2 separate regions of the Homo sapiens genome follow, and region 2 is linked to region 1. The links are chromatin contacts, found by Hi-C or POLR2A ChIA-PET in ENCODE. All regions are on one chromosome and are shown on one strand. The core of a region is the stretch at or near the end of the contact, and the rest is flanking DNA. Distances in the headings are between cores, read along the strand shown. Region 1 overlaps KLF9-DT (KLF9 divergent transcript). Region 2 overlaps KLF9-DT (KLF9 divergent transcript).

Region 1 (5,747 bases), core at 942-3,441:
GTTATTCCTAGCCTGTTACTGTTTCATGGATTTACTCATCTTTATATTTTCTCTTACATGTTAGCAATTTTTCACCATAAAAGCTCTCCAAAAGATATGCCATTTTGTGATTTTCTTTCCTTTTCTTCCTTCTTCCCCTTCCCTTTCCTTCCTCCCCTTCCCTTTCCTTCCTTCCCTTCCCTTTTTTATTTTAGTTAACAGTCTTTTTACTCAAAAACTCATTATATAAACAATGAACAGAAGTAATATTTCTTCATTGGGATTTCAAGCAAAAACCCACTCACCTTTTTTTTTTCTTTGACACAATTGTTTATTTTAGAAAATACTATTTGGAATAAATTTAAGTTGTGAGTCATGTTAGGTTAAACTCAAGATGTTAAACTCAAGATGTCTTCTTGTGTGTACATATGCCCAATGAAAGGACTGCGAGGCAGCGTCATCTATGGCTCTTTGATCTGCTGGGAACAGGCATTGTTTCCATATATTTCAAAGCACTCACACCTCTAGCTTTATGTTGCCCTAGAGATATTTTTCTGTGCTATAATTTTATTTTTAGTTCAGTATGGTGCAAAAGTAACCCAAAGGTTGAGAAATTGAAAAAGAAGAAAAAAAGAGTAAGTACAATAAACGTTTAATATGTTACCTTTTATGTATAAACTATATTTAACTTTCTTTTTTGAGACAGAGTCTCACTATGCTGCCCAGGATGGTCTTGAGCAAACCCTCGGCTTAAGGGATCCTCCCACCTCAGTCTCCCAGGCAGCTGAGAATACAGGCACACGCCACTGCAACCAGCCTATATTTAACTTTCCAACTGTTGTTTATTAAATTTTTTCATTCTTCTATTGATTTATTTTTCTGTCTGTGAAAACTGGTATCTTGGAGTGGGATAGAGCACAGTTTTTCCCATTAAAATGAATAGAGCTGTTTTTATTTTTATGTAACAGCTTTTGACTTGGTAGCAGAATTATAATGCACAAATTAAAGTCATTTGGTGGGAGATGAATACACTATGTTCAGGGCAGCCTATGAGGCTCTGGAAATGCAAAGATGAATTGAACACATATCCTACCTGGAACGCAAAATCTAATAGGAGAAAATGATAGGAAAAAGGAAACTTAAGAAGCAATGACACAAATGCTATACTAACAAAACAGGGAGAAACATCTCCTGCAACCAGGAGGATGGACTTCAAGTGGGCATATGAATTCGGGGTAGCGGGAGATGGTTCAAGGCTTTTGCTTAGTCCCCTCTCTTTCAGTAAAAATACTTATATCTTATTCCTTTAGGACTCTGTAAGTTAGCTAGGCTGCTAACCTGCAATAAAGTAACTTTAGGTGAACAGTTAGTGGCTAATAATTATCCAACTCTCTACTAGGCAACTCTACGTGATGGTCCCACAGAGATCTCAAACTCAACTCCTCCAAACCCAATTCTTCCTCCTCACCTATAGATTTGTGATTTCCACCATTGTCCAAGCCAGAAACCCAGGAGTCATCCTCATCCCTTCCCTTGCCCTTATCCACCAAATCGGATTCCCATGCTTCGTCCATCTTTTTGCCATTCTCCTATTCCGAGCTACTTCCATCTCTGTTTTGGACTCTTATCTCTGCTCCTTGGTGCCCTTCAATTCAGCTTACAGACAGAGAGGTATTTCTAAACACAGATTTTGGCTGGGTACAGTGGCTCAAGCCTGTAATTCCAGCACTTTGGGAGGCTGGGGTGGGAAGATCTCTTGAGATCAGGAGTTCAAGATCAGCCTGGGCAACATAGTGAGATCTCGTCTCTACAAAAAAAATTAGCCAGGTGTGGTGGTGCTTGCCTATAGTCCCAGCTACTAGGGAGGCTGAGGCAAAAGGATCGCTTGAGCCCAGGAGTTGGAGGCTGCAGTGAGCTAAAATTGTGCCACTATACTCCAGCCTGGGTGACAGAGCAAGACTCTGTCTAAAAATAAGTAAGATATTAATCTTACATCTTTTTCCTGACTAAAGACCCACATGGCTTGCTGTTGCCCTTGGATAAAAGTCACAAATATGGGTATTCAAAGCCCCATAAGTTCTACCCAGAACCTTCCTTCCCAGCCTCCCCTCTCTCTACGGCTGCCTTCCTGTGAGTCACTTCCTTCAGTTCCTTACATGCAGCATAATCTCTCACCTCAGGAACTTTGTACTTGCTGTTCCCTCTTCCTGGAACATCCATCCCCCGCCCATTTCCCCTGCTTGCTTAGCTAACTCCTCCTCAGCTTAGCTCTCAAGTTCTCCCTGATCCTCTGACAAGATGTTATGTTTTCCTCCCAGCACCCTTGCATTCTCCTGTCACAGCCCTAATCACAATTACTGCAATTGGTTATTTTCCTCTCCTTGTAGACTATGGGATCTGGGAAGGCAGGGCTTATGTGTGCTCTGTTCACCATTATATCCACAGTGCCAAGCCCAATGCTGACACAGCGGGGAGACCCAATCTGTTGAAGAATGAATGAATGAATGAATTGCTTCCTTTACATGTAATTATAGAAAATCACCTACAGGCTGTATGCTTTTTTTTTTTTTTTTTTTTTTTGAGACAGTTTCACACTTGTTGCCCAGGCTGGAGTGCAATGGCACAATCTTGTCTCACTCCAACCTCCGCCACCCAGCCCAGGCTCTATGCTTTAATCCAAAGAAATGGATTGTCAAGAAGTGCATTCTAGGCAGGGCACGGTGGCTCCTACCTGTAATCCCAGCACTTTGGGAGGCCAAGGTGGGCAGATCACCTGAGGTCAGGAATTCGAGACCAGCCTGGTCAGCATGGCGAAACCCTGTCTCTACTAAAACTACAAAAATTAGCCGGGCATGGTGGCAGGTACCTGTAATCCCAGTTACTCAGGAGGCTGAGGCAGGAGAATAGCTTGAACCCAGGAGGCAGAGGTTGCAGTAAGCTGAGATCATGCCACTGCACTCCAGCGTGGGCAACAGAGCAAGACTCCATCTCAAAAATAAAAACAAAAATAAATAAATACAATTAATTATTAATTTTCAAAAATTCAAAAATAAGTGGCTAGGACCAGGCACGGTGGCTCATCCTTGTAATCCCAGTACTTTGGGAGGCCGAGGCAGGCAGATCACCTGAGGTCAGGGGTTCAAGACCAGCCTGACCAACATACTGAAACCTCATCTCTACTAAAAATACAAAAATTAGCCAGATGTGGTGGCACACACCTGTAGTCCCAGCTACTACGGAGGCTGAGGTGGGAGGACGGCTTGAGCCCCAGGAGGTCAAGCCTGCAGTGAGCCGGAGTGCACTACTGCACTCCAGCCTGTGTAGCAGAGTGAGACCCTGACTCACAAAAAAAAAAAACAAAAAACAAAAAAAAACAACTCCAAAAATAAATTAAGGCTGGGTATAGTGGCTTATGCCTGTAATCCCAGAACTTTGAGAGGCTGAAGTAGGAGGATCATTTGAGCCCAGGAGTTTGAGGTTACAGCGAGCTATGACCATGTCACTGTACTCTAGCCTGGGTAACAGAGCGAGACCCTGTCTCTAAAATATAAAGAAAAGAAAATAATAAATCATTAATATAATTCACTACATTAACAGAATAAAAGCCCCCCAAAAAGTATGATTATCTCCATGGAAAAAGCACTTGTCAAAAATTCTTAGTAAAAACTCTCAACAAATTAGAAATAGAAGGGTACTTTCTCAATCTGATAAAGGATATCTACAAAAACCTACAGCCAACATCATACTTAATGGTTATGGTTTCTTAGGCAACTCCATACACTGCAGAGGAGTTCAAACTGGCATAAACTTTGTGGAGAGCAATCTGATAAGATATACCCAATCAGTCATTTGCTGTTTGCTCTCAGGTAAGATCAAAAACAAGGTAAAAATGCTCCCTACCTCCACGCTAGTCAACATTTTACTAGCGGTCTTAGCAAATACAAGCTAAGAAAAAGAAAGACATAAAGCTTAGAAGAAAAAGTGTCTTTATTCAGACATGGCATGATAGTACATGTGAAAAATAAAATCAACGTATGGGCCAGGGACGGTGCCTCACACCTGTAATCCCAGCACTTTGGGAGGCTGAGGCAGGAGGATCACTTGAGGCCAGGGGTTCAAGACACTGTCTCTGCGAAAAATGCAAAAAATAAATAAATAAACACATGGGATTGGGACAACTGGGTGTCATTTGGAGAAAATTAAGTTGGGTACATCCTGACTAATTATACTAGAAAAACTTTTTTTTTTTTTTTTTAAATGGAGTCTGGCTCTGTCACCCAGGCTAGAGTGCAGTGGCATGATCTGTGCTCATTGCAACCTCTGCCTCCTGGGTTCATGCGATTCTCCCGCCTCAGTATCCCAAGTAGCTGGGACTACAGATGTGTACCACCATGCCTGGCTAATTTTTTTAATTTTTGTAGAGACGGGTTTTCGCCATGTTGGCCAGGCTGGTCTCGAACTCCTGACCTCAGGTGATGCACCTGCCTCAGCCTCCCAAACAGTTGGGATTACAGGCATGAGCCACAGCACCCGGCATAGAAAAAACACTTTTTAATAGATAATGAAATCAAAGGCACTAGAGGAAATCATGGGACAATTATTATTTGTATGTGGAAGGCCTTTCCAATTATAAAATAATATCCAGAAGAATAAAAAATTAATAAATACAACAATAACAAAAAAAACCTTCTGCATATCTTATTGTAGAAGGGGGAAATAACTGCATGGCTAAAATACAGTAAGTAAAGTTAAATGGCAGAAATTGAGAAAAATATTTGTGACTCATACCACAGGCAAAGCGCCAAGATCCTAATATAGAGAGAATCTACAGGGGAAAAGCCTACAATCCAAAAGAAAACAGGCAAAGGAAATAGATGAAAAAGGAAATACCAAAAGCTCTCAAGCATATGAATATGAGAAGATTCTCAATCTCACCCATAATGAAAGAATGAAAATTAAAAGCACCCTGAAATGCCATTTTTATCAATAAGATTGGCAAAGCTCAAGCTTTTTCTTTGGGAACAGGGTCTTGCTATGTGCCCAGGCTAGAGTGCAGTGGCTGTTTTTCCCAGGTGCAATCCTAGTGCCTTGAATTCCTGGGCTCAAGTGATCCTCCTGCCTCAGCCTCCCCAGTAGCTGGAACTACAGGTGCACACCACTGTGCCTGGCTTCAAACACATTTTTAACATACTCATTGATGAGGATATGGAGAAACAGGCACTTTTATACATTGCTAGTAGGACTATAAACTTGTGCAAACTCTAAGGAAGACAATCTGACAACATCTATCAAAATTACAAACACATGGACCTTTTAACTCAGCAATCAGACTTCAAGAACTTATCATACAGGTGTGCTGCCCCAATGTGAAAGAAGGTTATTTGCTGAAGTATTTTTGAAATTCCAAAAGACACAAAGTAACCTAAATGTTGGGCAGTTTGTTAATAAATTTGTTACATAAATTAAGGTATATTTACATCAGAGTTCTATGGCAGCATTAAACATGAGAAAACAATATATCAAAGGTCAATATATAGAGGACCTTCATGTAGTTACCCTGAAGATATATTATTATGTTAATAAGCTGGGTGCTCATGCCTGTAATCCCAACACTTTAGGAGGTCGAGGCTGAAGGATCGCTTGGGTCCAGGAGCTCAAGACCAACCTGGGCAACACAGTGAGACCAGGAGACCCCGTCTCCATTTTTTTTAAAAAAAAAAAAAAGATATGTTAGTAAATAAGGTGCAGAATGGTTTTTAGTAACCATT
Region 2 (5,747 bases), core at 1,724-4,223, 47 kb before region 1:
ATAGCTGGTACTTATTAAATATATGCCAATTGATTTGTAAGAATTTATCAGAGAATAAATAAAACACACACTCAGAAGCCACTACTCATGCACAGGCATTATTAAAATGAAGACTACAGTAAGTTTTCCTTTCTCTGTTGTAACCTAACCACAGCCACTTACTGTTTATAAGCCCACTACAGGCTTATAAGCACATTACTATAAATCTTGCTCAATATGAGGATCCTATCCTCTTTTTTTTTTGTCAGATCGAGTCTTGCTCTGGTTCTGTCACTCAGGCTGGAGTGCAGTGGCCCGCACCCAGCTCACTGCAACCTCGTCCTCCCAGGTTCAAGTGATTCTCGTGCCTCAGCCTCCAGAGTAGCTGAGATTACAGGTGCACGCCACCATGCCAGGCTAATTTTGTGTTTTTAGTAGAGACGGGGTTTTGTCATATTGCCCAGGCTGGTCTGGAACTCCTGGGCTCAAGCAATCCACCCACCTCAGCCTCCCAAAATACTGGGATTACAGGCATGAGCCACTGCGCCCTGTCCTTCTTTTCAGAGATGCAATACAGGCTATTTATATAAAAGGCTGACATGAGCCAGCACAGGAGTGCCAGGTATACCCCGAATGCTAAGAGGATATCAGCACCAGGCCCCAGGCTCTGTGGGAAGGATTCAATGCGGAGAAAAAAAACAGCACTTGTCTGTGACCAGAGCCATGCTAAAGCCATTGACTTACTTTCATCTTTTCTTTAAAACTATTTTTTTGACACATAATTGTACATAGTGATGAGGTACATGTGATATTTTGTTACATACATACAATATGTAATGATCAAATCAAGGTATTTAGGATATCCATCACCTCAAGTATTTATCATTCTTTGTGTTAGGAACATTTATCTTCTAGCTATTTTGTAATACACAATAAATTATTGTTAACTATAGTCACCCTACTGTGTTATCAAACACTGGAACTTACTTCTTTTATCTGACTGTATGTTTGTACCCATTAACCAACCTCTCTTCATCGTCCCTCCATCCCCAGGCTCATTTTATTTTTTATTTTTTATTTATTTATTTATTTTTGCGATGGAGTTTTGCTCTTGTCGCCCAGGCTGGAGTGCAATGGTGTGGTCTCGGCTCACTGCAACCTCCACCTCCCAGGTTCAAGCGATTCTCCTGCCTCAGCCTCCCAAGTAGCTGGGATTACAGGCACCCACCACCACACCCAGCTAATTTTGTATTTTTAGTAGAGACGGGGTTTCACCATGTTGGCCAGGCTGATTTCAAAATCCTGACCTTAGGTGATCTGCCCACCTCGGCCTCCCAAAGTGCTGGGATTACAGGTGTGAGCCACTATGCCTGGCCAGATTTATTTTAATCTTGCCCCTCAACCCAACCTCAATTGGGATGGGAATCAGTCTAGGCTAGTTGGGGTCAGGGGAACAGGTTCAAGTCAGATGCAGATAATTATAGAGCATGAAGCACACACTGCAATAATTAGAACTCTTTTAGCTGTGACTTACAGAAGCTCAACAGAAATCAATGTAACCCATAAGAGAATGTATTGGCTTCAAGGTATAGTATTAGCTGGATTGAAGTGCTCAAAAGCTGTTATCCAGAATCAATTGCTTTCCATTCCCTTACTCTCAGGATTTCTTCCATGTTGGCTTCATCTTCAGGCAGGCCCTCTCCCAGTGGTGGTAATAATAATTGCCAGAGACTGGGTACAGTGGCTCACACCTGTAATCCCAGCACTTTGGGAAGCCGAGACAGGTGAATCACTTGAGGTCAGGAGTTTGAGATCAGCCTGGCCAACATGAAACTCCCATCTCTATTAAAAATTTAAAAATCAGCCGGGTGTGGTGATATGTACCTGTAATCTCAGCTACTCAGGAGGCTGAGGCATGAGAATCACTTGAGCCTGGGAGGCAGAGGTTATAGTGGTCTGAGATCCGCACCACTGCACTCCAGCCTGGACAACAGATGAGACCCTGTGTCAAAAAAATAAAATAAGAATAATAATTGCCAGAGCTCCAGGATCACATCCTACCAGCTTAACAGCCCAGGCAGTTCTAGCAAGAGCCCAGGGCTAGTTCTCACTGGCCTAGCCACAGTCACAGACTCATCTGTGAACCAACATCTGTGACCAGGGAATGCAGTTCTCTCATGGGCCAGGCCTCGGCCTCATGCCCACTTCTCATTCAAGGAGGAAAGGTCAGCGCTGCTCATACCACAAGGACTAAGACTTAGAATAGAGTAACCAAAAGAAAATCAGGGTGTTTTCCCAGGAGAATGGAAATAAAGGGTTAAAAACAACAGCTCTCCACTGCCTTGACGGTGCTGGCCCACTTTGTGGATCCTGGAGTTATGACACCTATTCTTACCCTCACTCTCCTTAAATTTCCTGTGCCCAAAACTTAATAGGCAATTGAATAAATAGTTTTAAAATGAATCAATGAATGAATCTAGTTGAGAGCATAAAACATGAACTATTTAAATATTCCACAGTATTTGGTGATATGATCAATGTAAACTATAAAAGCAAAGATGCAAAAATAAAGGAAGGAATGAGGGGATGCCATAGGGAAGAGGTAAGGCCTGAACTGGGTCTTGAAGGATGGGGAGAAAAGGGGAGGGGAATGCGTTCCATGAAAAGTCACAATGTGGGCATAGCACTGAGATCAGACAAGTACCATGAATCCAGGGACAGAGAGAAAACTTGCCAGGCTGGGCTTCACGTGGGCAAATAATGGGAGAGGAGTGGAGGAAGGTAGGAGGGCCCACCATGAGTCTGGGGTGGCCATCTGAGGACCCAGAACTGTATCCTGTAGATGCTGGGAGGGGGCAGAAAGGAAAAGCTGGCACTGAAGGAAGAGAGAAGAGTTCAGTTTGGGACAAGATGAGGCTGCAGTGTCAGCAGGAAGCATGAAGTAGGAGAGTGATGATGACAGTGCTGCTTTGCACAGATAAGCCTGGCGGAGACACGGAGGGGGCTGGACTCTTAGGGGTGAGCACGGAGGCAGGGTGTCAGTGGGGAAGCTGCTGCCAGGTGGAGATAATGAGGGTCTAAACTCCATCCCTTCAGACTGCCTTTTCCAGCCCAGCTTCAGAGGCCCTTTCAGCAGCCCCTGCCTGCCCATTACTCTTTCTCTCTCCTGCCTGTCCTGGCTCCTGACATGATAGCATGTCAGATATTTGATTATCCAAGAAACTTCAAACTTGAGGAAGCTACACATAGAGAGGGTCTAAAGCATACGGTGCAAAGACTACGCCTTGCTAAATGACACAGAAGTCTCTTAGCAAGGCATGGCACAGAAGCATGGGTGAACCAAGGAAGATACAGCTCACTGTCCAACTCTTCAGAACGTTTTCTGAATAGCATTAAGCACTGGATTCTGCAAACCAACTGATTGAGTTTGAATGTCAGCATCACCGTTTACTGGCTGTGTGATCGTGGGCAAGTTCTTTCTCTTAGCCTTGCTATTTCTCATCCGCAAAAAGAAAGTATAATTGAACTTCCCTCAGAGGCTTAGTATTAAAACTAATTGTGTTAATAATGTATATAATGGGCCTGACTCAATAAAAGTCTATTATTATTATTTGCATCTGGGAACATCACAAGTAAACCTGTTGGTAGGACTCACCTAAACTTCCTCCCAAAGCTAAAAATCCCAACACATAAGGGAGGCCTTTGGAGATGGGGTTAAGTCCTCTCCACTGATCCTCAGGCTGAGCTGAGTCTGTCCTGAAAGATATCGACCACTAGAGGGAGAGTGGACTTCCAGAAACCACAGTCCCTCAACCCAGTGTCTTTCAAACTACGGGTTTGAAACACATTAGTGGTTGTGATACCAACTTAGTGGGACCCGACTAGCATTTTTTTAATAAAATAAAACAGAACATATCTGCATTAATTTCAGAAGATACAGGTAGATATTGTTTCATGAAGCCCTTTGCTTTAAATAATTATATAGACATGTATGTTGTTGGTCCCAAAATAAAGTATATTTCTCACTGTGAGTCATGGTCAACTATCAGGAGATCTTGAGAAACACTCCCATAAATGATGTACAGGAGAAAGCTACCTGTGTTGTTCATTCTCAAACACCAACAGGCCACATTGAGGTGAGTCATTGCTCTATGTTAAAGAAGAATCAGACACAGAAGTAGAGGTCTGGATTTAACTAACGACACTCCACATTGTTAGGAATTGTTTTCAGATTCTCTTCCTCTGGTGTTCATTAGGCACCTCTCAAGGTCTAACCTGGCTGTCCTTTTTCAGGCCTATAAATGCCCTGTGTGGCTCTCATCCTAGGTGATAGCATTTACTCCCAAGGCTTCCATTGGTTCCTCTGTGTGACTGAATCCTGAACTACCTCTTTGGCTTTTAACTCCAGATATGTATTTCCAAATGATGGCTAGAATTCTCCCCATGGATGTCCCATAGACCCCTCAAATTCAACCTGTCTGAAACCCAACTCATTATTTTCCCTTTATAAAAAGAGAAGTAAAAGACCCTGGTCCTGTATTCCTTCTCTTGGCTCCTCTCTCCTAGCAGTCACTGTATTAGGCTGTTCTTGCACTGCTATAAAGAAATACCTGAGACTGGGCAATTTATAAAGATAAAAGGTTTAACTGGCTCACAGTTCTTCAGGCTGTACAGGAAACATGATGCTGGCATCTGCTCGGCTTCTGGGAAAGCCTCAGGAAGCTTAAACAATCATGGTGGAAGGCAAAAGGGAAGCAGGCACATCACACGGCCAGAGCGGGTGCCAGAGAGAGGGAAGAGGTGCCACACACTTTTAAATGACCAGATCTCGTGAGGACTCACTCATTATTGTGAAGACCGTACCAAGAGGATCGTACTAAACCATTCCTGAGAAATCCGACCCCATGATCCAATTGCCTCCCACCAGGACCCACCTCCAACACTGGGGATTACATTTCGACATGAGATTTGGGCAGATACGGTTTGGATATCCAAACCATATCCAGTCACCCAGGTGAGAAAATTCAGTTATGGTCAAGTTTTCTTTCTCCCTCTGTCATTGCTGAGTTGAGTCATTTATCTGTCCCAGTGCCTCATCTGTCCAGTCTACTTTTCCCTCCCACTCGTACTATTTCAGATGATTTGTATATCTTCTTAGTGGTCTCCCTGTTTCCAGCCTCTCACCTTTCCCATGGATCCTTCCCATGGCCATCAGCTACCTCACCAAAACAGACTGAATCGTGTCATTCTCTCATATCATTCTGGTCTTAATAACATGCAATAACTCCCAAGAATAACCAAAATAAATAAAATATGTAAGCATGGGATTTAACTCCCAAGTCAGGAATGACAAATGATTCCATCCCAAGTGCCAATCCCAACTGATTCATTGAGAACTATGTTGAGAAGAATTCTGAGGCTTCATTCAAATTCAGGAAGAAAGGTTAGCAAGGGGCACAACAGGGGGACGTGGGTATCCCTGATCTAGGCTCAATCTATTTTTTTTTTTTTGCTTCTTCCCACATAACTCTACCAACCATTCAGCCACAAGAACTACTTATCATTACCCAAATATACCATGCAATTCTATTAACGACAAAGACTATAATTCCTTTCTTTACTGTTAGCTTACTCTTGCCTCAACTTCGTATCAGAATCCTCATCCTGTTCCTCTACCATCAGAGTTTATTATGTGTATCTCTACTGAGCATGTATCAACCTCCTTTGTATTATAAATATTATATTTTTTATTTTTTGTAGAGATGGGG

Evidence for each region. A loop is a pair of places that touch in the nucleus more often than their neighbours do. ChIA-PET counts read pairs that join two places held with the same protein, here RNA polymerase II (POLR2A). Pooled maps may share reads with other maps.
Region 2: a map of heart right ventricle shows a loop between it and region 1 (3-fold over the local background). The contact joins two enhancer-like sites. A Hi-C loop is called at or near these places in 91 of 168 maps with a recorded cell type or tissue (B cell, CD14-positive monocyte, CD4-positive, alpha-beta T cell and 55 more), 14 of 37 single-sample maps with no recorded cell type and 45 of 50 pooled maps. POLR2A ChIA-PET finds 5 or more read pairs at or near these places in 24 of 52 experiments (A549, A673, AG04449 and 18 more).

What each region holds. Positions count from the first base shown.
Region 1 is chr9:70,435,180-70,440,926 of GRCh38, reverse strand. The region is part of intron 1 of KLF9-DT (KLF9 divergent transcript); the gene reads right to left. Among named protein-coding and RNA genes, the nearest start is that of KLF9, 23 kb to the right of the region's middle. RefSeq lists an enhancer at 2,060-2,354. Within about 2 kb of position 2,191, at least 14 of the 41 ENCODE cell types and tissues checked have a DNase peak (open chromatin) inside an H3K27ac peak, as active enhancers do; they include adrenal gland, ascending aorta, dorsolateral prefrontal cortex and 5 more, where a contact is called at or near this core.
Region 2 is chr9:70,482,725-70,488,471 of GRCh38, reverse strand. All of the region lies in intron 3 of KLF9-DT (KLF9 divergent transcript), which reads right to left. Among named protein-coding and RNA genes, the nearest start is that of KLF9, 71 kb to the right of the region's middle. RefSeq lists an enhancer at 2,793-3,099. Within about 2 kb of position 2,973, at least 21 of the 41 ENCODE cell types and tissues checked have a DNase peak (open chromatin) inside an H3K27ac peak, as active enhancers do; they include adrenal gland, ascending aorta, dorsolateral prefrontal cortex and 5 more, where a contact is called at or near this core.